Linked DNA regions of Homo sapiens: region 1 is linked to region 2. The links are chromatin loops, found by intact Hi-C in ENCODE. Cell type or tissue: heart right ventricle. All regions are shown on one strand. Each heading gives the region's core, and the rest is flanking DNA. Links, peaks and the distances in the headings are about the cores only. Region 1 has its middle 670 kb from the start of DIAPH3-AS1. Region 2 holds the start of TDRD3 (tudor domain containing 3).

Evidence for each region. Peaks named below come from ENCODE experiments on the same cell type or tissue, not always from the same donor. Only the 100,000 strongest peaks of a DNase experiment are listed, where the experiment ranks them.
Region 1: a loop joins it to region 2, with 2.9 times the contacts of the local background. A loop is called at or near these places in 2 of 110 quality-filtered maps.

Annotation. Positions count from the first base shown.
Region 1 is chr13:59,337,709-59,352,526 of GRCh38, reverse strand. No RefSeq gene overlaps it. Among named protein-coding and RNA genes, the nearest start is that of DIAPH3-AS1, 670 kb to the left of the region's middle. In heart right ventricle, for the core only: a CTCF peak has its summit at 7,811; a DNase peak (open chromatin) is centred at 6,986; H3K27ac peaks cover 2,425 bases.
Region 2 is chr13:60,383,610-60,397,946 of GRCh38, reverse strand. It overlaps TDRD3 (tudor domain containing 3), which reads right to left and starts at 727. Exons shown (of 14, transcript NM_001146070.2): 1 at 542-727. The coding sequence starts at 582. RefSeq lists a silencer at 96-665 and enhancers at 806-1,005, 855-1,367, 1,076-1,405, 1,736-1,805. In heart right ventricle, for the core only: CTCF peaks have their summits at 778 and 989; DNase peaks (open chromatin) are centred at 86, 876, 986, 1,546 and 1 weaker place; H3K4me3 peaks cover 2,500 bases; H3K27ac peaks cover 2,311 bases.

The DNA of each region.
Region 1 (14,818 bases), core at 6,274-8,773, 1.1 Mb after region 2:
TTAAAACAGAGTCCCTGAAGTTATTAGAATGTATTCTGTGTCTTTGTGCACACACGTTTGATTTACTTTTGTTCTTATTAAAAGGGTAAGCCTAGAGAAAAGGAGAAAAGAGAATCTTCCATAATCCATATTTTAATAATTGCCTGAGTGCACATTTACTCTACAGAGACTTTCATGTTTCTCTAACTATTTACTTGGCTCTTTTACGCCATGTGTATTACTTACCTGGCCTGGTAGACCATGGCCCAGGTTCTGGCCTATCATGTAATCCTGCATTTGGCTCCCTCTGAGCCATTATGTCTTGTTGAGTCTGGCTGTAGGATGGAGATATTTTAATGGATCGTTTTTCACAGTAAATGGCTGCATATTGTATAAATTGTATTGAGTTGTTATGATGTTAATATATAAATATTAAGAAAACCATTGGGGAAAAGTTACAGTGTAATTGAGATAGCCTATTTTCCAATGTTAATAAGTTCTTCATTAATTTTTTTCTCCATAAAAATATTGAGGGAGTTTAATTCACATTAAAAACTTATAAACATACATTTAAAAAATATTTTACATCCCAACTCAACAACAGGAAACAATACCACTCCTCATCTGGAAAACCTCTATGTATCATTTAAATAAGGCATAGAAAAAAGAAAAACACCCCAAAGCCAAAGTACCCCATGGTAACAAAAAAATCTTCAGAGAGGTTTTTCAGGAGAGAGAATTTGTTTCTTCCTATTTAGCTTTAGGGCAATGATCTTTTTAACCATGTTGCCGCAGACAAAAGATTCAATATTAGCATTAATGCCTGCTTTTGATAAAGTATAAGAGAATGAAATATAATCTACAATAACACAAAACCCTGATCATAAAAGTGAACGTAAATTCACGTCCTGCTTCAAAACTCCCAGGCGTGTTATTGGCCTCCTGTATTGGTGTATCAATCAGGGCCCCAGCAGGAAACAGAATTCATTCCAGATGGTTCAGATAAGACTTTAATAAAAGGAGTTACAGGGACATGGGCTGGAATCAAACAGAGGATGGTGGGGTGCTCTACCCCAGGGACTGAAAGCAGAAAGCTGTTACTACACCTAGGACCCAGGGCTGAGCAGAGGAAATAGTGTACTGGAACCCAGTGAGCCCTGGGACTGTGCAGGACATGAGGCTGTCTTAGTGGGGTGGACATAGTTACTGCCAGAGATTTGATGTGAAAACCGAATGAGTGGAGATGAAATACCCTGTCACTGCTCCTCCTGTCATCCATCTCTCACTGGTGCCTCTGTTGGCCGACGCTACCCAGAAGGCAGCCAGTGAGAGAGTCCATAAGGTGTAGTTTTTAGTAGGTACTTCCTGAGCTTGAAAGTAGGGCAGATGAAGTGGGGAAGGGGATGAAAAGTGGAAAATATCCAGAACAGTTGGTTTTTAGATCACTGAAGTGTTAGCATTATTGGTGTCTAAATAACAAAATTACTATAAAGGGATTATATTTTTTAACCCCTCATGAGAAAGAAGCTAGAAGTTCTATATTTTATTTTATAGAAGGCGGGATGTAAAGATGACTATTAGCAGGGTTTTCTTCTTGCTGGGCAAAAATGTTCAAAACTTTACCTAATAGTCTAATACTCCTGTAGGAAATTAGTTTCCAAAGGACTTTCCACTGATAGTATCTCATTGAATTCCAACTAAAGCCCTAAGAGGGAGGTATTATCTTATTAACTTTATAGATGAAGAGTCTGAGGGTCACAGCCTCAGATGGCTTTCTCACTATCCAAAGTTAGAACTATGCAACATCAAGATGCAAATTTAGGTCTGACTGCAGATCCCAGGTTCTTTATATCACACCACTATGCCATTTTGAAAATAATAATGTCACACACTTTTGATAGCATATATGCTGAAAGAAGAACAGAACTGTCTGTACTCTGCAGAAAATTGCATTTGCAGGGGAACTATAGTCTCTGTGTCAGGTAAGCTCAGTATCAAGAAGCAAAGAACAGTCCAAAGCATCAAGTAGTCCAGTGGAATAAAATGATTCAGGAAGAGAGGCAAGGAGAACATTTGGGAGCAGAGACTGGAAAGAGACTCCCAGGAAACAGTGAGAAGCAAGGAGGATCCTTTTATGAGGTGTGTGCATTCCTGAGAGTGGTTGGGAAGAGACTAGTAAGAGTGTAAAGCGAGGTTTCTCAAGAGTTAAGGAGGGGGCTACAATATTTCTCAATTGTTCTGTACAATATTTCTGTATTGTTCATGGACCACTTGCATCAGAATCACCTAGGTTACCTATTTCAAAGGTCAATCCTGGATCCCCCTCTGACTTGCAGAGTCAGAATCTGTATGAGGAGAACTCTGCCGTTTGGCATTTTGACATGTTCTCTCCATTAGCCCCTGCTCTCCCCGCTACCCCCACCACACACACACAACACAAAGGTTGAGACCTGCTGACAGAGAGCGCATTTGGGCAGCTTGACTAAACAGAGCTCTGTAACAGAACTATAAATATTTGGTTACAGCTCAGTTTTCTGGCATGGCTGAACATAAGCCATCTGACTATCCATCAATCATCCCAACTTCTATTTCTTTGCTTCAATCATAATTTTTGAATAATCTTTCGAAAATACGTTTTCTAATTTTATGCTTTAATAAACAAGGCATATTAAACACAAATTGACTTTTCAGATTCTTATAGCGCCTTGAGTTGAATATTTTAAACATCAATTATGGTAAACATTAAAGATGTAAATGTAGTAAGTTAGGGAATTGGGTTAAACTGTACGGATGCTAAGATTGCTTTTCAAAAGGAATCCCTAATATGAGGCTGTGTTCTTGTTATTTAATCTCATTTTCGTAAAAGGAGTGTGAAGAATGGGCAACTGCAAGACCTCAAAGGCAAGATAATATGGCTACCTTTTCTTTTTTTGCAAAATTAATTAACGACAACAGATGCAGTCATCTGCAAGATGTTTTCCAAACAACACTAAGAGCTTCTTTTCTGTTTTTATCATTATCCCTTTGCAGCATCCGAAACATTATGTATTGTTTCAGCATGAAAAACACAATATCTCACTTCAACTTCCCTTGTTAGCTTTAAGACTCTTTTCCAGTGCCAGATATTTGGGTAAGAGTGTTTATGGTATGGAACAGAATGTCGATTATCATTGTTGTAACCAAAGCTTATGTTGGTCATTTGGAACATTATTTTGTAGAGGATGCATGTGCTACCTTTTTACTGTAACTGTTTTTTTTTTCCAGTTGAAACCCTATAATCTGAGTCATGGTTCAAACAAACAGTATTTCAAATACTGTTTATCAAAAATTTTAAAAGAGTAACTGAGGCTGGCTGTAATTTAACTGTGAATTTGATTTTCATTGCTGATTTACAGAGAGGTGCAGATACTTTGTAACCGGTACTCAGGTTAAGTTTGAGTCAATTGTAGAATTTTTCTTTGTTTATTGTGATTCAGAATGGCAAACGTATTGTTTGTTTCCCTTACACGAAGGTAGAGTTGTTGATTAACCACAAAACAATACATATTCGTTGATTTTTTCCCCCACATTAATAGGTTATCTTTTGGCTGAGTCTGTCAGCCAAAAAATAATACTTTGAGTTATTTTCCAGTAATAGCCATGAGTTTGAGTTTATCTATTTACACTAGAGAGTAGTCTCTATTGAATCAACATCTGCAGTTTTGATCTGATTGGCCTGAGATGAAGCTACAACCTATAGTCATGGAACAAACAAAAATAAACAGCTTATTTTAGAATTAACTCAAGAGTATGACCTCACTTGGAACATGCTCTATACCAGAGTTCACTGATATTAACCTAATGGCTATTTTTAAAATTAAAGTTCCTTATCTTTGGGGGCTTTTCCAGAAAATCCAGCAATTACTTTTTCAAATATCCATTATTTCTTCAGGGACGTATTTTATAAGAAACAGAAGAAAATATAAGCATTAGATATTTTGGTGTATATAAATTACCACAGCAATCTCTGTAGTATTTTCCTGTAAGTTCTTATCAAAGCAATTTAGGGCAAACAATTGGAAAGTGAGAATTAAATGTGATCATCTTTCTTAGAGAAGTGAGTTCACAATGCCAAAAAATCCATTTTATTGAATTTCCGCCCCTCAGAACTGACCAGTTGTTTTGCTTTCCAGCAGTGTCACCTACATCTATCACAGAGAGCTCTTTCTTTCTTTCTTTCTTTTTTTTTGTTTGAGATGGAGTCTCGCTCTGTTGCCCACACTGTGGTGTAATGGCACGATCTTGGCTCGCTGCAACCTCTGCCTCCAGGGTTCAAGCAATTCTCCTGCCTCAGCCTCCTGAGTAGCTGGGATTACAGGCATGCACCATCATGCCCGGCTAATTTTTGTATTTTTCTAGAGGTGGGGTTTCACCATGTTGGCCAGGCTGGCCTCAAACTCCTGACCTCAGGTGATCCTCCCACCTCGGCCTCCCAGAGTGCTGGGATTACAGGCATGAGCCACTGTACCTGGCACAGACAGCTCTTTCTAAACTGAGAGACCTTAACAGGCATGTCCTTCTGAATTAGCCCATTATATTTAAGAAAGCACTTTTATAAGACCTGACTTTAACTTAGGTATTATTTATTCTTGGACTGGTGTGAAAAAAATTCATCAGCTTTTTTTTTTAAAGGTTTAATTACATATACACATGAGTGTATGTCGCTGCTCACACCCAATTTTCTTTGCCTTCTGTTATGCTATGACTGGAAAGCAGATGTTTATTTTAAATTATATTTCTTTTAATATGTGACTAAGTAAATATATGGGATTGAATTCTTTCTTTCTTGAACTTCTGCCTAAAACATTAAACTATACTAATATCAACTCTGCAGAATCTGTTTAAAAATAGGAGCAGCTGGGGTACAGTATTTCATGATTGAATACTAAAGCTTTCAATTCGAAAGAAAGCTGGGAGGTCGGAACAACTGAAAGACTCCAAATGCATCATGTCTAAAAAAGCCAAAAGACAAGCCAAAGCTATAAAAATTTCTTGTCGTATTCATTTCTTCTTTCTATCTATACAGTTAGAGTACTGTAAAGCATTTGATTTCTTTCAAAACTCTTGGCTGGACATTTGTTCTCAAATTATTAGAATTTTTTTATTGTATAGAGAATGTATATTCTTAATTTGGTCCTAGAAGGCAGGACTTGACTCAAGAGGCGGGGCTTGGACACTGGAAAAAATTGAGAACTAGCTAAAATAGGGATGGGGTGGAGGCAGCTTTCCATAAGACACACCCACCAGTGTGCCACGTCAGTTTACCATTGCCATGGCAACACCCAGAAGTTACAGCCCCTTTCCATGGCAACAACCTAACAACCTGGAAGTTACCCGCCTTTTCCTAGCTAGAAATTTCTGTATAATCCACCCTTTAATTTACATGTAATTACAAGTAGGTATAAATATGATTGCAGAACTGCCTCTGAGCCGCCACTCTGGGCACACTGCCTCTACGGTAGCCCCACTCTGCAGGCAGCAGTACCTCTGCTGCTGCTGGACACTGCTGCTTCAGTAAAAGTTGCCATCAAACACCTCCCACTCACCCTTGAATTCTTTCCTGGGTGAAGCCAAGAACCAACCATCCTGATCTAAGCCCCAAATTTGATGCTTGCCTACCCTACATCCATTCCCTGAAATTAAACAAAATTACAGTCCAAGACTTTCTCCCAAAGTTATCTTCACTTGAACTATTGCAGAACAGAACAAGAATAAAGAACTGCTGATTTCCATCGCCTTAGTTGACAGTCATTGCTATTTTTCTTCTTCTGTTTACCATTTGAAATTTTGGCACTTTTCCCTCTATATTGATATGAAACAGAAAAGTTTGCCGTGACAAGACACTGAAACTATTTCTGTATTTCTTTCCTTGTGGTTTAAAACACAGACAGGTCTCTGCATTCTAAAGTGGTGGTTTTCAACCGAGGGTGGTATTGCTGCTTTTCCCCCTACCCTCCAGGATGCTGGGCAATGCCTGGAGACATTTTTTTACTGTCATGCCTTGGGGACTGGAGGAGCTACTGGCATCCAGTGGTTAGAGGTTGGGGATGCGGCTAAACATCTACAACGCACAGGACAGCCCCCACAACAATTATCTGGCACAAAATGTCAATGGAGCCAAGGTGGAGAAACTGTTCTAAAATAACCCCTCCAAAACCTTGCTCAACCCTTCTAGGCATTCTCAATCTGGCTTATGTCAATCTGGCAATTCCACTCCATTCTGCTATTGGGAGTACTACAGTCTTGTGAAATTCAAAGGCCTTTAAAATTTTTTTTGCAAGGTCATCTCCTTTAATTATGGGACATTTGATCCTTTTGGCGCATATATATATGTGTGTGCTGTTTTTTTTTCTGACATCATGTCTCCCTCTTCACTCCATTTTTATGTTCTTTTGTGTCTCCCCTTCATCTTTCCATTCTCTAAACAGTTCTTTAAAAAAAATTTTTTTTTAACTTTTACTTTTTAGATGTGGGATCTTGCTTTGTCATCCAGGCTGGAGTGCAGTGGTGCAATCACATCTCACTACCTTCTTGAACTCCTGGGCTCAAGGAATCCCCTGCTTCACCCTCCCAGGTAGCTAGGACTACAGGTGCATGCCACCATGCCTCGCTAATTAAAAGAAAATTTTTTTTTTTAGAGTCTGGGTCTTGCCAGCTTGCCTACTCTGGTCTGGAACTCTTGGGCTCAAGCAATCTTCCCACCTTGGCCTCCTAAAGTGTAAGGATTATAGGCATGATCCACTAATAGTTCTAATCTATGATGTCTTTCCATCATTCCCTATGTGCTCAAACACTCCTGACTCTATTATAAGTTTGTGCTGTTTATTAGGTAGTGCTGAGACTTGGATTGCCCTGTTTGGAGCAGGGAGAAGCCTGGGAAATGTTCTGCTGACTCTGTTTTCTTTAGCTCACTTTGGGGTCACATTGGGAGTATCTGGTCCTGAGCCAGGGGAGTGTCATCGCATGGAGATTGTGCTGCTAACAGAGGGCTCACGTCACTGATGTTGGCCCTTCTCCATAGAATGCCAGCCACATGTCAGGCCCTGTGTGAGGTACTTCTCACATATTTATCTCTACAGGGAAGCTGTTATTAACCCTCCTATGAATAAGAGGAAAGGGAGGCCCAGCAAGACATCCAAGGACACTGGCTAGCAATGTGTAGAACTAGGAGTTGTACACAGGATGATTTGATTTAAAACCCTCACTCTTTCCATAGGACGATGTTGTCTTTGAGTGCTGCAAATAGTTAGGGACATCTCAACACAGCTAGGTTTGTTTTAGAGCTTGGTGAAACCATGTAAAAGTGTTTAGATGACCAGAATGGCTTGAATCAAATTGACCTGGTATTCTCAAGGCTGGAAAATATTTCATTGCTTATTACTCTCTCTCTCTTTTTTTTTTCATGGCCAGCAGAGAATTGGTTTCATTCACATATTCAATTTATAACATAATTCAGCAATTACGCTAGTTGCTGGGGTCTTCGGCACATCACGTAGAATTCTTAAGTCAGGGTGGCGTCCCCCGGCTCTGCAGTCTGACTGGCATGGCTTGATACCACACAGCTCTTCCAGGACTCACTCTTTCTCAGTCATCTAACTTGAATTCTCCAACCCTCAAACTATTCCCCTTTCAGATCAGGATAGTGACACTTCAAATCACAGTGTTGCCAGGAGGCTCAAAAGACTCCATGCACAAAGACTTCGCTGACATGAAGTAAGCAGGGATGAAAACCCCCTTCATTTTCCCTTTCATTAAAGGAACCAGGGACATGGTACCAGGGTGTCCAGCAGGGTGTGCCTGTGAACAAATAAAACATCCACAAACAAGACAAAGTGCCTTGGCACTACATAAAACAGATGTCACTTGTTTGATAACAAACCAGAAAAGAGATAGGGTGAAATGTGGAACATCGGTGGGAGATTCTTTAGGCAGATATAATCTGTTCTTATAATCCGTTTTTGTAGTTTTGCTCTGGTGAAAGTGGCTTCTATTTCCATGCTTAACCTGTGCTGGCGAATTCCTGTATGCAGTGTGGCAAATTACTGCCATGTCCTGTTTCACAGATGGCTGCTCTTTTGTCACGAGTGGAAATTTTCCAGTGCGTAAAGGAATGAAAGTTTATTTGAAGGGTGTGAATGTTTTTATAAACAAGATATTCTAGACATTATTTCTACCCACAATTTACTTTTGTGCTTTGTGTGTGCATGTGTATGCTTTGGAAAAATCTTTCAAAATCCCATCCAGATGGTTTCATTCCCTTGAGCTAATCTCACCATCACCTGTGTTTTCTTACATTCATCTGTCCAAGTGTGGCAGACACAGTCCCTTGGCAGACTCTCGGTCTTTCCCAATCTCTTTCTGCCAGCTAGTCAGAGCTCCAGAAAGGTTGTCACTTTTCCTAATAAAGGGGGCCCATTTCTTCCTTTAGTCTCCCTTTTGTTCACTCCCCTCTGCTCCTTTTCTTTTTTTAAAACCGTGATCAAAGTTATGATGACTGGAGCTGCAGCAGCCATCTTGTGATCAAGAAAGAGAGCCAAGACAATCATAAAACTTCCAGCTCTTGTCTCTGAGACTGCAGACCTAACACCAGTGGCTGATCTCCAGACTTCCTGTTAGGTGAGACAAAGAAATGCCCATTGCCTTGAATTGCTGTCAGTCACATTCTTCTGTTCCTTGTATATCCCTACATTCTGATATGGTTCCGTTCACTGGTGAATTTTCATAGATCCTCTCCATCAATTCATTTTCTGCTAAAAACTCATCTTTTTGAGGAAGGCATGAATGATTGAACCCTCATTCTCATCCCGAGTATATTCATTTTCTTTTCATGGCGCTCAGTGAACATTATCATTGAGCAGTCCTTTACTTCCGTTAATACATTGCACTTTGCAATACTAATATATCCTATTTGTCACTATGTTTTACTACAGACGCGTTCTTCTTTTTGTGTTTTGCTTTTTGTCTTTCCAGATAAATAGTGTGTCATAAAGTCTGAGTTTTTTTGTGTGTGTATTCCCTTAAGATGTATAATCCAGAACGCTCTTCTCATTAGACACTTTAGTAGGTATTTTTGATGGATGGACACACCACACATTGAATTCATTCTTGTAGCTGCTACTAGGCAACAAGATAAGGTGTCAGTGTGTGGTGGTGTTCACACATACAGAGTTAGGCCTAGACAGACTTTCATAGTGTCAGTTACTTCAACTGGGCAAGAACCAGACTTGTAACTAGCTCCCGCCCCCCTTCTTTTGCTCAGAACTGCTTTTCTCAATACCTTCCCACTACAGGATTCCTTTCAGAGCTCAAGCCCTGAACGTTTACATGTGGCATATGCATAAAGAGAGTTCTTTTTTTTTCAAAGTGCAGATCTTTTCTTCTTGATTTGGCATCTGACTGTGGTTATTTCTATTATTAAACATCAATGGTTCATATTATATAACAGTAGTTATTCAGAATGAGAAGGTATAATATAAAGTAATAAGGTGCCTTCAGCTATGCATTGCTTTACAGTACTTGGATTATTTAATTTTTTTTCATCTTTCACTTCTAGCTGTCCCTATCATTTCCATTGAATTGCACACACAGTATTTCCCTATAAAAAAATTTATCTCTTTTCTTTCTTAAAGGAAAACATTGAAAAGGGCAATAGATTCAAACCCTTTGAATGTTGACTCCCTTTCTTTACACAAATACTTGAAAACCCTTGTTAATTAGAAACAAAACAGCACCTCCCACATTCATTTTGCTTCTTTGTGTCATCTCTGACAGTTATGAGAGACAAATGTGTTCCCCTTCATTACTGGCACCACTCAAGCAGTAAAGCTCAAAGAGAAGAAAATGTGAACAAATGCAAGGACGTAGGAAATGCGTTAAATACGGTCATTGGCTAACACGTACAATGATTTCATCTTAAACAGAGACAGGAAACACCCAACCTCATTCTATTTTTTTTTCATATTATCAAGAATTTGAAGCCTTAAATAGCTCTCCTATGTCATTTCTTCAGGAACTGATTTAATATCCTTGTTTATGATTTGAAAACAGTAAGAAAGAGACTGCATTTTTGTTTTGTAAATTCAAAAGGAATGCTAGCTTGGAAAGACTCGTTGATTGAAATGAATTGTTCAGGCACATGGTGAAGACTCTAACACATCTTTAAAAACTCTGAAGCCTTCTCTGTGCACTTGGTACAGGGCTATCCTACTCTTGTCCCACTGGCTTATACCAAAATCTAACTTCTGATATTTCCCTTTTTGCAGTCTTCCCATTAGACTCCTGCTTGAGAGGCAGGAAAGCTCCTGGCAAATGCATTTGAAGCACAAGTGTACTCTGAGATGAAAGTGTTATGGATATAGAACTGTTATCACACTCGCATAGTCTCATTCTCACTTGCTCCTCAGCTATATGATCTTGGCTTCCTGGCAATCCACTTGATTACAATGTGTAAATGTCTAGGTCCAAAGTCGGGCTCACATTTTCATCTACTTGTGGAGATTGTTTTTCTTCCCTATCTCCATATTACTTTGCTTTGACCCCTTTTAATTAAAGAAGCTGAATCTTTTGACTTCTGAATCTTGTATTCCACTGATTTTTGTTTTTGACAAATGGAAGCAGGATAGCAAGGCTGCCTGGAAATGTGTTGCTGAAGAGAAAACACTGCTGCCTGGAAGACACATCTGGACATGTCGGCCTCAGATATTCTGTTTGGAGATCAAAGTATGGTAGCCCATAGCAGTCAAGCCATGAGCTGCTGCCATTCACCTGCCTCTGCATGAGCAACATTCTTTTGAACTGATCCTCCTCTAGTGCTGTTTCCATCTTGCTACACTTCTCAACCATCCCAGTCTTTGTAAGCATGGCAGGGGCACAAGTAATGGGCGCAGTAGCCCACTGACCAGCTCATTATACTTGCAACTTTCTTTCTTTCTTTTTCTTTTTTCTTTTGAGACAGAGTTTCACTCTTGTTGCCCAGGCTGGAGTGCAATGTGCAATGGCGCAGTCTTGGTTCACTGCAACCTCCGCCTACCGGGTTCAAGAAATTCTCCTGCCTCAGCCTCCCATGTAGCTGGGACTACAGGCGTGGGCCACCATGACCCGGTTATTTTGTATTTTTAGTAGAGATGGGGTTTCTCCATGTTGGTCAGGCTAGTCTTGAACTCCCGACCTCAGGTGATCGGCCTGCCTTGGCCTCCCAAAGTGCTGGGATTACAGGTGTGAGCCACTGCGACTGGCTTTTTGTTTTGTTTTGTTTTGTTTTGTTTTGTTTTGTTTTGTTTTGTTTTAGACAGAGTCTTGCTCTTCTCGCCCAGGCTGGAGTACAATGGCATAATCTTGGCTCACTGCAACCTCTGCCTCCTGGGTTCAAGTGATTCTCCTGCCTCAGTTTCCCGAGTAGCTGGGATTACAGAAGCCTGCCGCCACACCCAGCTAATTTTTGTATTTTTTGTAGAGACAGGTTTCGCCATATTGGCCAGACTGGTCTCAAACTTCTTACCTCGTGACCCGCCTACCTTGGCCTCCCAAAGTTTTGGGATTACAGGCGTGAGCCACCACGCCTGGCCTACTTGCAGCTTTCCAAGGGGGTGGTTCTTTGGAGTGAGTGTTCTGTTGTGAGAGAAAATGTTTGAGAAATCACTCAATATAAGAGCTGTCACTGTTAAATTATCTGGAAGTTCTTTACAATTGCAGAGTACCATTTCATACAGCATCTCCTTGGACTGTTACACAAGGTTTCACAGTAAATGGTATTATTAAGTGAGTGTTATTATCCCCACTTGAAGGATAGGGAGACATGTTTAGTCATACAGCTAGTGAAGTCAGGACTGGAATTCAAGCCTGTTGTTGCTGACTTCACGAGTTGTGCTCTTGATCATCTCATTCCACTGTATTCAGAATAGTGATTAAAGATAGTTTTGAGGCCATCAATGCCTTTGAAGTCGCATAGAAAATACAAGCATTTCCTGAGAAATATGCATAATATTTTTATATAAGGTTAAGGGGTTTATGGTCAACTGTTTCCATAATGAGATAGCAGCCCTGTTTTGGGATGAGAAAGCAGAAAGACAGATAGGACGACATAGAATTAAGCTTATCAGGGCAGACGAGCCATACCAAAATTAACCACTGCCTAAGTATTTCAGAGTGATTGTGATGATGCAATCATTATTTTTATTGAGTGCTTATTTGTGTATTCTTCTTAAGTATTCTTATTCTTCAGTGTTCTTCTAAGTGTTTCGCAGAGATTATTTCATCTCATGCTCATTGCAATTCCGTAAGTTGAGTACCTTCTTATTCCGTTTCCCAAACAGAAACTGAGGTTTAAACAATGCACTCAATGTCACATGATCATTTTGACTGTTAGTGTTTAAGCCAGAATTTGAACACAGGCAGTTTACCTTCAGATCCTGACTCTTTATCCACTGTATGGATGAACTTCACTTCAAGTTATGATATGGAACTAACCACATGAATTTTGTTGTTGTCTGTCTTCACTATGATTCAAACACTGTGTACCAGGCAGGGCACTCCCTACCAGTCCCTCACAGACAGCATCTTTATTAGATAGGTAGAGTGCTCTGTGCTCTCTACTCTGCCTAAGAAGAGCTCTTTGAAATATTGCATTATTTTATTCTCTATGACTTTGGATTTACTGTGTCTAATGCTGTCCTCCTTTTGCATTGGTATTAGTTTTATGATGTTAACCTATTGTGTTTTATGATGGGGATGATTTTTCTCTCCAATGTAAATTGTAATTCCCTTGAGTGGAACCACACATTCGTACATACCTTATAGTCTAGAGTAGTGCTTCTCAAACATTTTCATGTACATTAGTCTCTTGTGGGTCTTGATAAAATGCAGATTCTGATTTAATAGATCCAGGGTGGAGACTTAGAGTTTGCATTTCTATCACGTTTCCTGGTGGCATTGGTTCATGGACCACAATTGCAATAGAAAATTATAGAGCATGCAATGCTTACTGTCAACCTAAGCAGATAGCAAACATATGAGGTGGGAGGTACCTATATGCCAGGAACAGGCTTATTTATTCAACAAACATGTATTAAGCTCCTGCTGTGTGCCAGATACAGGCACAAAATAGAATAGGTTTAAACGCTGGCTCTCTCACTATCCTACTTCAAGAATGACAGAATGGATAACCTTATTTCCACTTTCTGTGTAAAGTAAGGGCATTCATCTGTGACTACCTGGGAGTCAGTATGGTACATTGGAGGAAGAATGGCTTTAAAGTCAGATACATTGGTGTTTTAATCCTTCTGCCCATGATTTCATAGAGACATGACATCTATTCATTTCTGAGTCAGTCAGTAAAGTTTTATTGAACACCTTTGAGGTGCCAGGCATTGGGCTATGCACTGGGAGCATAAAGGGCTTGTGGGCTTATTCTAGAAACTAGAGGAAAGACAATCAAATAAATCCCTGCAGATGAGTAAGACAAGTGCTGTGATAAAATAATAGTTGTTTAGAGAGAATAGGGAACACCATCTAATTCAAATTATGGAATAAGAAACATTTGTTTGGAGTGTGAGTTAGCCAAACAAAGGGCAAGGAGGGGCATGATACATGATACAATGAACTTTAGAGACAAGTTCCTCGATTTAACCTCTTATGGCTGTGAATTATTGTATAAATTACTCTTTAAGCCTCAGTTTCCTTGTCTGTAAAAAAGAGTAATAATTATTGTAGTCTTTTCAGGGGTATTCTGTGAGCCATTCACATTGAGCAATTGGAAAAATGCCCAGCATAGACAATAACTCATCAAACAGAAGTGTAGGTAGAAACAAGTAAGGATGAAAGAGCATGTTGCATGTGTGGGTGTGAATTTTTTTCCATATAGGATGAAGAGTGAGAGCAAAGACAAGGCAGAAAGTGGTTGGAAGGAATGCCCTTGGAAGTCTTTTTTTTTTTTTTTTTTTTTTTGCTTTTGCCACCCAGGCTGGAGTGCAGTGGCGTGATCTTAGCTCACGGCAACCTCCGCCTTCCAGGTTCAATTGATTCTCCTTCCTCGGCCTCCTGAGTAGCTGGGATTACAGGCGCCTGCCACCACACTTGGCTAATTTTTGTATTCTTGGAAGCCTTTTTGTACTAAGATAAGGGGTTTCAGTAGAAACTTACAAAGATAGAAGTGGTAATACGGTGATAGGGTGACATAGGGGCTATGGAATAAACAAAATTGTACAAGAGTTTGATCAGCCTCAATTTCCCTATCTGTGATAGGAGAGTTTGTTTTCCTGAATTTAGATTGAGCACCTCTCTGCAAAGCTGCAAAGGATTGAGCACCTCTCTGCAGAGGATGGATCCAGGGGCCTGAGGGCCCAGGTTCTCTCACTGGCTTCACTATCTGCCCAAGTATCTGATCTTTCTCTTTGTTTTCTTTAACCTGAATTCCTGTTGCCTGACTCCCAGATGTGTCAAATTTAGCCACCTGGAAACCGTTATCTGTGAACTCACTGAAAGTCAAGTTTGAACTTGGAATATTGTGAATGCCCACTAAATATTTATGAGTGTTGAATGGATGAAGAATGTTGAATAGATGAATAAGTTCTCGTTGAAAAATTGGATAGGTAACTGTTCGCACCTTGTCTTGGTTGACCTTCCTTAATTTGGCCACTGCTTGATTTATGCTTCTTACTTGATCATCTCTAATTTAACTAGACTCACATATAGCCCTATTCTGAAAGGTATTTTCCCCCAATTCTAGCATACAACTTTTTTTTTTCCTGAATGAGGTATATTCTTTTTTAGTAATTACTAAGTATTTGAACATTGCATGGAATGA
Region 2 (14,337 bases), core at 1-2,500:
CCACACTGTACTTTGAAATAAGGGGTAAGAAGAGGCGGCTCCGGCCGCAGCGCGGGCTGTGCTCTGCTCTGCCCTCAACTTCCTATGGGCCCGCGGGCTCCGGCCGCGTTCGTCCCTCTCCGCCGCACTTCGTTCCCAGCCCTCGCCTCCCGATCCCGCTGCAGAAACACCCCCTCCCCGGAGAAGCCGCGCGGACGGCGCTGCAGGTCCTCCCCGGCGCTCCGGTCGGCCGGGGTCTGGGCCGCCACCCGCCCGGCTCGCGGCCCCCGGCCTCTCCCCAGGCCCGCCGCCCGCCGCCCGGGGCCCAGGCCCGCCGCCCGGGGCCCAGGCCGCCGCCGCCGCCGCCTCCAGGGGACCTAGGGGAACTCGCAGGGCTCCGCGTGGCGCCGGGGGCGGAGCCGGCCCGAAGGGCCCGGGGAGAGGCCGGGGGCGGACGACAGCCTCCGCCTACCCCGACACGCACCCCGCCGCCCCCAACCCAACCTCCCTGGGGCCCCGGCCCGCACCCGCGGCCCGGCAGCCGGCGGGACTCGCCACTTACCAACCCGCCTGGGACAACGCCGCGCCGGCCACCTGGGCCATGGTAGCTGCTTAGGCCGGGGGTGGTGGGGGGCTGGGGTGGGGGTGATGGGGAGGCCTCCTACTTGAGACCCCCCCCCTTAAAAAAAAAAAAAGAAAAGAAAAGAAAAAACTCCTCTGGTCGGCTCTGCAACTGGGCATGCTCAGTGCGGCCGGCGCTTCCGCGTGCGGGTTCCGCTCGCCGCGTTTTCTGAGCGGCCGTAGGGGCCGGCCTGGTGTGGGGCTCCCAGGCTGCGGAGCTCCGGGACCTGATCCACCAAACACCGGCTGGTGGCTGGAGTCAGGACGGTTCAGGGACTTTGCCTCTTCCCCGAAGGCTTTTACTTGTTTTGGGGGGCGCTTTTCTGAGTTGCACACCTTGGAAAGTCGCGAGGAGGTTCTTCGTAGAGCAAAAGTGTGGCGTTTGCAGCGCCCACAGGCGGCCACCTCAGAGAGGGCAGGATAAGGCCTGAGGAGACTGACGGGTTGGCTGCGAGGGAACGCGTCCAGGACCGCGCTAAAAAGGTCACGTTGCGGGCAGCAAAACTCAGAGGTGTCCCCAGCCCATTCTGCACAAAAGTTTACTTTCTTATAAACACTCGTTCCCTTCACCTCGCCTTTTGGTCCGCCCGGACGCAAAGAAAAAATGCAGCTCAAGCTTTTTTGAGTCCCCGCGGGCAGATCGAGTTGCCCCAGTCGGACACCACAGTGAAAATGCCCTGGTCAGCCCAAGAAAACCTGCTTTTAGGGGACATGGGGAAATGGGGCAGTTGTGTCAGTGCTTGTTTTTCCTGTTGCCCTCCCCCTGGGACCATCCGTGTCCTAGCGCGGCCCTGCCACCTTGGCTCTGTACTGCCAGATCTGGCAACCACAGCCGCTTCCCCGCCGATGCCCTTCGCCCGCGCTGTAGAGGGCTGGGGCGCAGGGTGGGTCCCTGAGTGGGCATGCGCGCCGCCGTCGCCCAGCGGCACGGCGGACGCTACCGCGCGATTGGGCGTCCGTGACTCACGCTGGCCAATCAGAGAGGAACAGGCGGAAGGGTACGCGGGCCCAAGAGGCGCTCCCTAAAAGTTTGCTCCACCTTCTTGGTCTTTCACCTCTGCGGCGTCCCGTATTGCGGGGAAAAAGGCTTCTAAGGGGCAGCGTCCCCATCTGCCAGGTCAGGGGAAGAAGACTGTTAGGAACTTAATCCCTATCTCCGCCGCTTGCCGCTGCCCCTGCTTCTAAGGGCATCATCAAAAACAGACTTGGAGCAGAGACTGCGGAACTGGGCAGAGGCGCTCTTGGGATTGGGGAGGAAATTGGCAGTTACGGAAGGAAGGGGATAATTGCCCTGGGTGGAGCTAAAATTCCTTAATACAGATTTTTCTCATTTCAGCTGGGGTATTCCGTTTGGTCTTCCCAAAAGTCATAGTTATAAAATCGCGATGCTTTCGTTAGATGGAATGCTATTGAGATTTGCTCCCAAGTATATTGTTTAGATAATTTTAGATCACAAGTAGCTCCATCCTGTTCGCTGCAATGTGCAGTAGTATGCAGTGTTTAAGTCATACGTATGCTACAGGTATATTTCAATTTATAGTCATCGGCCATCATATACAGGAGCCAGGAATAGATATGCCATTTTAAAGGTAAATAGATGACTCAAAAATAAATTGCCAATAATTTTTATTGGCGGTTAGAATTTTCTGTTACCAATTATTTACATTTTTCAGTTAGTGTAACCTGTTAACTATGAAAATATGTTGTACCAATCATCAGAATTTCTCACTGGTTATAAAGTCATTTGTTCTCACATGTCGTGTGATTCAGTAAGGATTTACCACTGCATGGTCCTTACAATAATAAAGTACTCCACAAAACACTAAATTCTCTTAAAGAATGGGTTTTTTACTGGAGAAATGTGGGACAACATGAGCATCCAAAAAATGGTGACAATAATTGATGAAACACATTGAATTTCTTCGGAGTGCCACCAAAAATGAAGGAGGACAAAATCTTTTCTTTCAGAGCAATACAAGATAGTAAATGTAGAACAAATGATAGAATTAGAAAAATCACAGTTTTCCAAGTCAACCACAATTGATAGAGGAAAATTTATCAGACGATACTAAAAGCCACAGGGTAAAAGACTAGGAGTACAGGATCTTCACATGGTCTCAAAGTTTCAAGCCATAACTTACTTATTACAGAAGGGAAAATGTAGCTTTACCTTTTAAAAAAAAAAATCACTGCCTTAAGAGATCAAAGCTAGAATCACTAATAATGGGACAATCTAATGTATTCTGCTTACTGATGTAATGCAACTAGACATACACATCACTTAAGAAGTATTCTTGCCAAAATGGTTTAACCTGAGTTTAACCAAGCTTGTGGACAGTGGATCCTAAACCAACCCCCACACCCCCAAATCCATTTAGCAATGTCTAGGTTGTCACAATCTGAGGAGGTAGGAGTGTTGTTATGCATCTCATGGGATGCAGCAGGAATGCTGCTAAATATCCTACAAAGCACAGGACATCGCTGAACTCCAAAGAATGATGTGGCCCAGAATGTCAGTAATGCTAAGGTCTAGATGTAAGAAGAAATGTAAAGGACGTATAGGTGATATTTGAGCAAGTTAAACATGAAGACGCAGGCACATAAATCCACAATGAGGCATATTCTCCTCTGGCCTAGACTGTTAAAATGTAATTTAAGACTTTTTTTTTTTTGAGACGGGAGTCTCGCTCTGCCGCCCAGGCTGGAGTGCAGTGGCACGATCTCGGCTCACTGCAACCTCGGCCTCCCGGTTCAAGCGATTCTCCTGCCTCAGCTTCCCGAGTAGCTGGGACTACAGGAGCCTGCTACCGCGCCTGGCTAATTTTTTGTATTTTTAGTAAAGACCGGGTTTCACCGTGTTTGCCAGGATGGTCTGGATCTTGTGACCTCGTGATCCGCACGCCTCGCCTCCCAAAGTGCTGGGATCACAGGCGTGAGCCACCTCGCCCGGCCAGAAATAATTCTTTAGAAAAAAAAAAAGAAGGCTGGGCGCAGGGGCTCACGCCTGTAATCCCAGCACTTTGGGAGGCCAAGGCGGGCGGATCACGAGATCGGGAGATCGAAACCATCCTGGCTAACACGGTGAAACCCCGACTCCACTAAAAATACCAAAAAAAAAAAAAATTAGCCGGGCGCGGTGGCAGGCTCCTGTAGTCCCAGTTACTCCGGAGGCTGAGGCAGGAGAATGGCGGGAACCCCGGAGGCCGAGCTGGCAGTGAGCCGAGATCGCGCCATTGCACTCCAGCCTAGGCGACAGAGCGAGACTCTGTCTCAAAAAAAAAAAAAATATTATTTCAGATTTAAGAGATGCAAGAGACATGAAAACAAAATTCAATCCTGGATCTAAAAAATAAATGAAAAAAATAATTACTGGTGGCCAATTGCAGAAATTTGAATCTGGACTGGATATTGGATAGTATAATGGAATATGGTTTTCTTAAATGTGATAATGTTATTGTCCTTAAATTGAGAATTTTATGTCAAAACATTTATGGATGAAGAAGAATTGGATCTACAAGTTATTTGCAAATGAGTAAGAGAAATACATTTGTAAAATATATAAAACATATAAACATTGATACATGTATATAGGTAAGAAAGAGAAAGGAGGCTGAGGCAGGAGAGTCGCTTGAACCCAGGCGGCGGAAGTTGCAGTGAGCCCAGATCGCGCCACTGCACTCCAGCCTGGCGACAGAGCGGGCCTCCGTCTCAAAAAAAAAAAGGAAAAAAGAGAAAGGAGGTAAATATGGCAAAATATTAAAAATGGGTGAATCAGTTGGAGGAGGGTCCACATGTTTATTTTTTTTCTCTAGGTTTGAAATTTTCCAAAATAAAAAGAAGCGTGGATTACACTAATTTCACATCAAAATTTTAAATTGGAATTATGTTCTGTATAGATAATTTAGTGCCATGAAAAATGGTAATAGCTAACTAGATAAAATGAATTTCCATTTTTAATTAGATAAATCATTGATTTACAGAAAATAGAAAGTCTACAATGAGCTGAAGTTGGGGGAAACCCTAAGGGTAGAAAAAAAAATTGTTAGGTCCAAGAAAACAAAAACGAGGAATGAAATCTATTTCGAGTCTGTGGTAAATTAACAGAAGAGAGAGACTGAAAATCCATTCTCCTCTGTTTCGCCTCTTATCATTTTAGTAAAGGAAAAGTTTCTCAGACTGAAAAGGGTAAAAGAATATGGGTAAGTAAGAATAGAAGCTACAATAAAAAGTGAGATGATAAGAGTGCCTGGCCCTCTGAGGCAAATTACATCTTGTGACTGTAAGCCATTTGCATCCTACGGAATACTAAAATAACCTATGAATGACAGATGAGCCAGTGCCAGAGGGCCCTATTATATTTGAAATCACCTGAAGAACCTATAATTTAAAAGAATGCTAGTTGCACTCACTTATAAAATGAAACATCACAATTTAATGTATCTTCTGGATACATTTTAGATTCCCATACTCACTTTGATTTCAGTAAAAATCAGTCACTTTCCAACAGTTTTACCATGTGACTTTTCATAAGTATATACAAGAGGAATTGGCCTCTTTTGCTTTCACATCACAAGATACAGCTGTATATATTTTAGTTAATTCATTTCAAGCACTAAACTTTGCCATATTAAAGCCATTAAACTTACCATTTTAGCTATTTAGGACAAAGAAAGACTACATCTATTTTGTGTTTACAGCATGATACAGTGTGCAGGAACGTCTGTTTTTTAAAGAGAAGTGGAAAATGACCCCCCAAAAAACTTTGTAAACTTTTGGTGTAATTTTCACAGTTAATGAAATTTGCAAGATTACGTCCCATATTTTCTCACCTTCCTCATGAGGGAAATAATATATACAGTGGTCCATTTCCAAGACAAAGTGCCTTAAGTCGGCTTAGGCCAACAAACTACAGAAGAAACAGGATGTACTAAGCTCCTGTTTGGATAGCTGATGCCTGCTTGTTGGCCTACCCTCCCCCCTTCCCCGCCCCTACTTAGTTGCCCTCACCTGAATCAAAGAAGTTTAGTCTAAGATGAAAGTTTACTAGCCTGCAAAATAGCTCGTTTTTTCTGTTCTTATCAGCCTACCCAGCTACTTAAGTCTTAAGTCAAATACTTGAAGAGCCTCTGAGCTAACTAGATTGCAATGCATTGTGGGCTGCAATAAAATGCAGCAAGACAACCCTAAAAAAAAAAAAAAAAAAAAAAACACCTAAAGCCCCTACCCAACAATCAATATGCAATGTCCAGGAAAACTGTGACCCCATAGTACTCAGCCAATGAGGAACCGGGGGAAGGACCTGTGCACTAGGGGATAAATTGCTTGTTAAAACTGTGCTGGGTGTGCCTGCTCATCAGACACTCAATCTTGCAAGACTATCATTAAAAGTCTCACTTTCACTGTTCTCCAGTTCTCTAAGTCCATTCTTTGGATTTGGACAGGTGACTTTATGTCTCACACTCAAAATTACCATAGTCTAAATATGCTACAAATCTCTCACTCTCTCTGAAGCTTACCATTAACACTTGGCCTAACATGCAGTCCCCTCTTCAGATCTCCTGAAGAGCTCAACCACTGTCACTTATCCCTGGTCTTTAGTACAAAGCCACTTTTCAGCACACTGAAAGGACTCTTATCTAACTATTTTGAATTAATTTTAGAACTAACACTTCATGAGAAACTATGTAAAAGAAAAAATATATACGCTTTATTATTCACCTTTTTTCAACTAATGTTAACACTTTCCTTTAGAGTGGTCAATAAAGTAATGAAATTCAAGGTTAAAAAATATGTTAGCTCTATTTCTTTACAGACTATTTCTGCCACTCTCCACTTCTCTTGAAGTATGAGGAAGTTTTGATCTCATATGTTTAATGGCATCTTGTTGATGCGTAATTTTCTGTTAAAATTGGTAAAATGTAGAAACAGGACTCCAGAATATTCTGACTCCAAAACGCATGCACTTAGCTCCTATATTCATAAGGAACTGGAAATATGACGGAATCATCGGCAAGGAACAGAGGATGAAATGAATGTGCTGATTTTAAATCTGAATCTAAAGTGACAAGACATGGCAATTATCAAATAGAGATGTGGGCTGGGAAGAGGTAAGGGCAGATTTGGAGATAATGATTTTAGAAGTCACTTTATAAGACATTGCTAAAGCTTTAAAAATGAATAGGCTTCTGAGGAGTTGTGTAAAAACAGAGAAGAGGCGCAAAGATGCAGCCTAAGGAACAACCGCAGTAAACAGCAGAAGAAGAAGCCACAAAAAGATAGAAAAGCCATACTCAGATTTCGAGAAGGAGGACTAGAATGCTAGAAGGACAAATAATATGACTGGGTTTTTAAAACAAATAAGCTAAATTAAGTTAAAATGTATTTGCTTGACAACCTATAGACAAAACCTTAATAAAAGGGCAATTTATGTATACAGCCAAGCCTCCTCAGCCCATCTTGCACATCAGTATTCACATTATTAACATCATGATTGCAACAAAATTTATTCAATGTGCTAAATATTTTCTAAATAAAAATGAAGAAAGGATAGCAGTAAAATGACCATCTTAAGGTAGCTTCGTCGTTAAGTGACAAAGCTGGGATTTAAATTCATGTCTGTCCAACACTCATACCACCCTCTTAACCAGTACACTATTCCCAAAATGTTGGACAAGTAGAGATAAACAGCATTTCTACGTGTTCGTAACATGACATTAAATAACATTGACTCAATAAATATTGCTGGATCAATCCCATAATGAGAAAGCTATTTCCCCTTCCATTTGTCCAACAGCCTCAAAGAGAAGGTGTCAGTTTGGAGTGAGTTAACATCCCTTTAACACTTGCCAAAATCCATTTTTAACAAAAAGATAGCAGGCCTCAAGGTCATAATCTTCTGTAGACTACAATATCTAGCTATAATTTAATAACATTATTTTATTTTTATTATATTTATGTTTTATACTTATGACACATTATTTTGACATTTCATTAACAGTAGTGAATAAAGTTTTCTGTTTAAATACACACAAGGCCAGGTGCAGCGGCTCACATCTGTAATCCTAGCATTTTGGGAGGCTGAGGTAGAAGGATCACTTGAGGCCAGAAGTTCAAGACCACCTAGGCGACATAGCGAGACTCCATCTCTTCAAAAAAATTGAAAATTAGTCAGGCATGGTGTTGTATGCCTGTAGTTCTAGCTACTCAGGGGGCTAAGGCAGGAGGCTCGCTTGAGCCCAGGAGTTCAAAGCTACAGTAAGCTATGATCATGCCATTGCACTCCAGTCTGGGTGACAGAGTGAGAACCTGTCTCTAAATTAAAATAACAACAACAATAATAAATACACATAAGATTTTTTAAAGTAACTGTTCAAAAACTCATATTAAGCAAACAATAATACAGGAAGTGTGTGGATGTGGCAAAATTGTAAGGGAGGCTTGTGGATAATTAAAATTTAGGGAAAACTGCACTGTCTTAACTATCTTCCTTCTTTCTGTGAAATCCTTAATCATAAACTTGGTGCCAAAGATCAATTATTTATTTTCCACCCTCCATTCCTATAACTCACTATAGCACTGATCCAAGTAATACCTTCCAGGTGATTATCCCTCTCACATAGTAGATTTTTTTCTCTTTCTTTTTTTAAAATCCCTATTCACCAGCTGTCAGAGCACTAGCTGTCATACTGAGTTTCGATGGGATGTTTGTAGGCCAAAAAAGTAGAGCTGAGCTTTGAAACGCTGCTCTCACAGTCCAACTCTCTTCACTGACTTTCTAGGGCTAAAAATATGAGACCTCTGCATCACCAGCAAGGAGTCACTTCTGCTCATTTTTGCTATAAAGGACTTAGGGGCAAATTTTCTAAGCGCAGAGGAAATGAAGCAGGTTTACATTCACTTTTATGCCTAAAATGTTTCAGTAATAAATAAACGCTATTTTTACTTTTCAAAGCTTTTTTTTTAAAACCTCTCTGCACATTCAAAACTGTCCAATTAACATCTATGCTCCACTTCTTGAGAATGACCTTTAGAAACAAACCAGCTCATGTAGAGGAGTATCATGTAAGCAGGGATTAAGGGAGGTGTTGGGTGGAGATCGCTTTATCCAGTTAGCACTTTTTGAAAAAACTTGGTGCATAACTCTTCCATGACCTAAATAAGGAAAGTTCCTGCAATGAGAGCCACACCTTTTTATGTATTAGATCATTTAATCCTAGCAACAAAGCTATTAGAGGTGTGTGTGTGTGTGTGTGTGTGTGTGTGTGTGTGTGTGTGTCTAAAGTCCTCATTTTGCAGATCAGGAAACTAAGGCCCAAATTTGCATGCATAGTTGGTCAGTGGCAGAGCTGGGGTTTGAGCCTAAGCTTTGGATAACACATTATCCACCCTCCAACCACCTACGCAACCCTGTCTCCACTTCCATAAACCATCCTAACATCGCTTTTGTGATTTTTGTAAATTTCCAAACCCCTCTGGATTTTAGGTGGCATGAGGAGACTTGGAACTTAGGGAAAATTAGGATTCTGGGAACAGCAAAGACTGAGACAGTAAACAAGACATCCAGATTACAGAGGCTGAGGATCTCTAAATTACAACAACAGCAACAAAAGAAATCTATAAGAATGATTTCAAATAGATTCTTCAGTAAATGTTTTTGTAAAGGGTAATAAATTGGGTAATTTTATAATGCTTCAGCTTGACTCAGAATGAAAGGAGGAAAAGGTAACAGTTTAGGTATTTTTAGACAAAACTTACCCAAATGATTCTTTCAAATACCCTTCAGAATTCTAAGTCAAATAAAATCATTGCTAATTAAATGTTAACTATAATTTATTAGCGCGATCCAAATATTCACAGGCTGTATCTGCCAGCAGGTTCAACTGAGGCTACATAAGCATTTATACTCAATTTTATTGTCACTCTTCACAACATAACTACAGGATTTAAACATCATCCCCCTAACCCCTGCTCTCTCACAATAATTCATTATAGTTTTGCAAGGATTCCTCAGGGGCTGTGTAAACATGGACAGTAACAGTCCTCCACTATCTTCTGTTCCGACCCCTTGTATCTATCCACCGTTCAAAACCCACTAGAGAAAAGTAACTGTGCCAGGCACAGTGGCTCACACCTGTAATCCCAACACTTTGGGAGGCCGCGGTGGGTGGATCACTTAAGCCCAGAAGTTCAAGATTAGCCTGGGCAATACGGCAAAACCCCATCTCTACAAAAAGTACAAAAATTACCCAGTCATGGTGGTTCATGCCTGTAGTCTCAGCTACTCTGGAGGCCGAGATGGAAGGATTGCTTAAACCCAAGAGGTCAAGTCTGCAGTAAGCTGTGATCCCACCATTGCACTCCAGCCTGGGCAACAGAGTGAGACCCTGTCTCAAAAAAATAAAAATAAGAGAGACAGAAAGAGAAGTAACTGGATATTATCACGCTGCAGTGACTTCTTTGAAAATGCTGTTTCTCTGCATAGAAGATTGTTACTGACCCCAAACCTGCACAATCTCAATATGTCAAGCAGCAATGTGTTCTCTCCTGTTTCTGTGCATGAAACGAGGACTGCCCCTCTCCAAATCCCAGTTGCATTTGAGTCACCTGGGACCCAGGGCAGCTCAGCTTACTCTGTGGTCTCACAAGTTCCTTTTGGAGCAGCTTTTGCTTCAGCCCTCTGGTTCCCTACAACCCAAACAAGAAACTGCATGGAACAGGGTTGAGGAACAGACACTATACTGTCCTCTCCACTCCTCAGTCTTGCTGAAACTGACCTATACATCCAGCTCATACAAGTAGATGTCAGGGAGATCACAAGCTAGGCTGTTTGTCAGACACACCAACTTTTTTTTTTTCAAGTTAAGTCTGGATTTTTAATTTATTTATTTTAAATTTCAACTTTTATTTTAGAAACAAGGGGTACATGTGCAAGTTTGCTACCTTTGTATATTGCACCTAGGTAGTGAGCACAGTACCGAATAGGTAGTTTTTCAACCCGCACCCACCTCCCCACCTCCCTTCTCCAGTAGTCCACAGTGTCTGTTGTTCCCATATTTATGCCTGTGTGTGCTCAATGTTTAGCTCCCACTTATAAGTAAGAACAGGTGGTATTTGGTTTTCTCTTCCTGCATTAATAATAAAGACATATTTCATTCTTGTTTATGGCTATGTAGTATATGTGGTACATATACATGGTGTATATGTACCACATTTTCTTTATCCAGTCCACCACTGATGGGCACCTAGGTTGATTCCATGTCTTTGCTATTGTGAATAGTGCCGCAATGAACATATAAGTACATGTGCCTTTTGGTATAATAATCTATTTTCCTTTGGGTACATACCCAGTAATGGAATTGCTGGGCCAAATGGTAAATATGTTTTAAGTTCTTTGAGAGATCTCCAAACTGTTTTACATTTCATTAGTAAAATGAACTAATTTACATTTCTACCAACAGTGCATAAGCATTTCCTTTTCTCTCAACCTCATCAACATCTGTTGTTTTTGACTTTTAAATAATAGCCATTCTGACTGGTGCAAGATGGTATCTTATTGTGGTTTTGATTTGCGTTTCTCTGATGATTAGTGATGTTGAGCATTTTTTGTATGTTTCTTGGCCACTTGTATGTCTTCTTTTGAGAAGAGTCTTTTCATATCCTTTGTGTATTTTTTAATAAGGTTGTTTTTAGCTTGATTTAATTCCTCTAAGTTAGACTTTTGTCAGATGCATAATTCGTGAGTATTTTCTCCCATTCTGTAGGTCATCTGTTTACTCTGTTGATAGCTTCCTTTGCTGTGCAGAAGCTTTTTAGTTCAATTAGGTTCCACTTGTCAATTTTTGTTTTTGTTGCAATTGCTTTTGGAATCTTAACCAAAAATTTATTTGCCAAGGCCAATCGTGAGAAGGTTATTTCCTAGGTTTTCTTCTAGGATTTTTATACTTTGAGGTCTTACATTTAAATATTTAAAACATCTGGAGTTAATTTTTGTATGTGGTGAGAGATAAGGGTCCAGTGTTATTCTTCTGCATATGGCTAGCTAGTTATCCCAGTACCACTTACAGAATAGGGAATCCTTTCCCCATTGTTTGCTTTTGTCGACCTTGTTGAAGATCAGATGGTTGTAGATCACACCTACATCTTTAAAACTCCCAGCTGGGGAATATCCTCCTCTAATATTAGTTTTAATAATTCAGATTTCTCATATAAGGATTGTGTTTTTTATACAAATGGATAGTTTAAAATACATTGAGCCCTTTTTAAAATCAACGAACAAACTCAGACATATTTTATAGCATATTTATAAGGTAAATCACTATAAAATTGAGATTCAGCAAACCTGGGTTTAACTCTTGACACTGGAATAACCAGGTGAATGGTTCCATTCAGATAATCTATTTCTCTTAGACTCTATTTTTCATTCAGGGGGTTAAATTGCTTGAAGAGGTGGAGAATAAAAATCCTCTAGAACCTTCTACTTTCTATGATTTTAAATAATAAAAGTATAATTTTATTATTTCATATTATTGATAGGTTAGCAAATTGCATTTTCCGAAGATGGCTGCACCAATATATAGCTCCTCCCATGCTCTTCTTACAGTGTGGCATCCACATGCCTCCAGTGAAAGATGGAGTTTCTATTTCCACCTTTTGGATCTTTGTAATTTCCTTGACCATAAGAATCTGGCAGAGGTAAGGCTGCTTGATTTCTGAGGCTAGATCATAAAAGGCAAAACAACTCCTGTGTAGTATGTCTCTCTGTCTCTCTCTCTCTATCTATCTATCATCTATTAAGCTATCTTGATGCTTGTCCTTAGACTCCAACCACTATGTTGTAAGGAATCTCAGGTGACACAGAGAGGCCACCTGTAGTTGTTTCAGTCAGCAGCCCTAGTTAGGTCCCCAATCAAAAATCACCATCACCTGCCAGACATGGGAGTGAAGAAGCCTTCACATGAAGCAGCCATTAGCCTTTGAGTATTCCAGCTGAGGCTTCAGATGTTGTGGAGCAGAGGAAAGCTGAGTCTGTGTGCCCTGTCTGATTTCCTGGCCCACAGGAACCGTGAAAGGGAATAAGTGATCATTACTATTTAAAGCCATTAAGTTTTGGGGCAATTTGTTAAGCAGCCAAAATAACCTTATTCTGGGATATGAGAAACTAACACGTTTGGTTTGGCTCCCATATGCCAGGCACTCTTGCTGGACCTTTATCTGCATCATTTCCCTTAGTCGGCACTATGCCTCAACATTTGCTTTTATGCCGTATTATTGGACATATCTTGATTTATTATATGCCAAGTTTTGGGTCAGTAATGCAACTCCCAGATATATCATTGTCCCTTGGGAAAATTTCCTAGTGCTGTTCCCAGAAATGCCTGGTACTGTCTGATTAGTACAGAGGAAAAACTACCATGAGGTAATGAAGACCCACTTCAGGGTTGATGCTTACAGATAAATGTTTTGACAATGACAATTTTAAAAAACCTGTTTTTAAAATGATTAAAATTGAACTCTAAACTGCCTTCCATCTCTAAGGTTTAATTCTATAAAATTATCAATATATTTATTTTTCAGATGCCTTTTAAAAAGAGGGAATGTTAGTCACTACTCTAAAATATTTCTTCTACCTCTTCTCTCATATTAACTAATATCTATCTTTCTTACTTTGCTGAAGGTAATAAATATAAGGAAAATGTGGTCAAATGAGATAGAGGTGTTTGCTTTTTTAATTCTTAAAAAAATAATTTTTTATGCCAGACTTTTGTTACAGAAATGTAGCTGTTTTATGCCTAGTATTTGAGTGAGATACCTATTTCCCCCAATCAGTCTCTCTTATGCAAAAGTAAAAATAGTAAATATAGTAATAAAGCAATATTATAGTGATATATATGTTTACTTTTATGCATTATGATTGGTGTCAATTAGTATCAGACATAAATATTATTACTATTAATTATAAATATTATTTGTATTAAAATGCTTGAGGTGGAAATTCTACCCATATTTAGTTCAAAGCAGAATTCAACTGCTTTGTTTTATCAGTCATCAACAAATGGAACAGATGCAGCATTTTGTTGACAGATAATATTCAGCGGTATATTGGATCTTCAGCTAGAAACACTGGTGAATATTAAAGTCGTAAATAATTCAATCCTTTATAGCGTCAGTGAATGACCTCAAAATAACCCTGTTCAATCTGAAGCCACTGGTAATGGCCCAAAGTTCGGCAAGGCCAAATCATACCCTGCCATATATAGTAACACACTGTAATATAGAATTTCAACAAAGAAAATACAGTTAGCATAATAATGAGGCATTAGCTGAAATGCACATGGAATTGTTGACCTAAAACAAAAAAATCCACAGAAAGGATGTGTTCTGAAGGATGCTGATAAAGTAATAAAAATAACTAGAGAAATAGACCTAGCTAAAAACTTAGCAAGTCATAAGTCCTGTCTTAGTCACTTAACCTCTAACTTATGCTCTCTAATCCTCGCAGACTATTTTAATATTCAGTTATTCAATAGAGTAAATTCAGAGCATCGCCGTAGTTAATTCCAATGCTCCTGCCACAACCACCTCTACCCCAATATCGAACTTTGCATGATTTCCATAACGTGCTAATGCCTTTTCCTCTTTGATGGCTTTTTACTGATTGTGTCCTTAGTCTCGAATGCTGCTCTTCTCATTTGTGCCTCAGCTATCACTTCTGCGAACCCTTGCCTGATTTACCCAGAT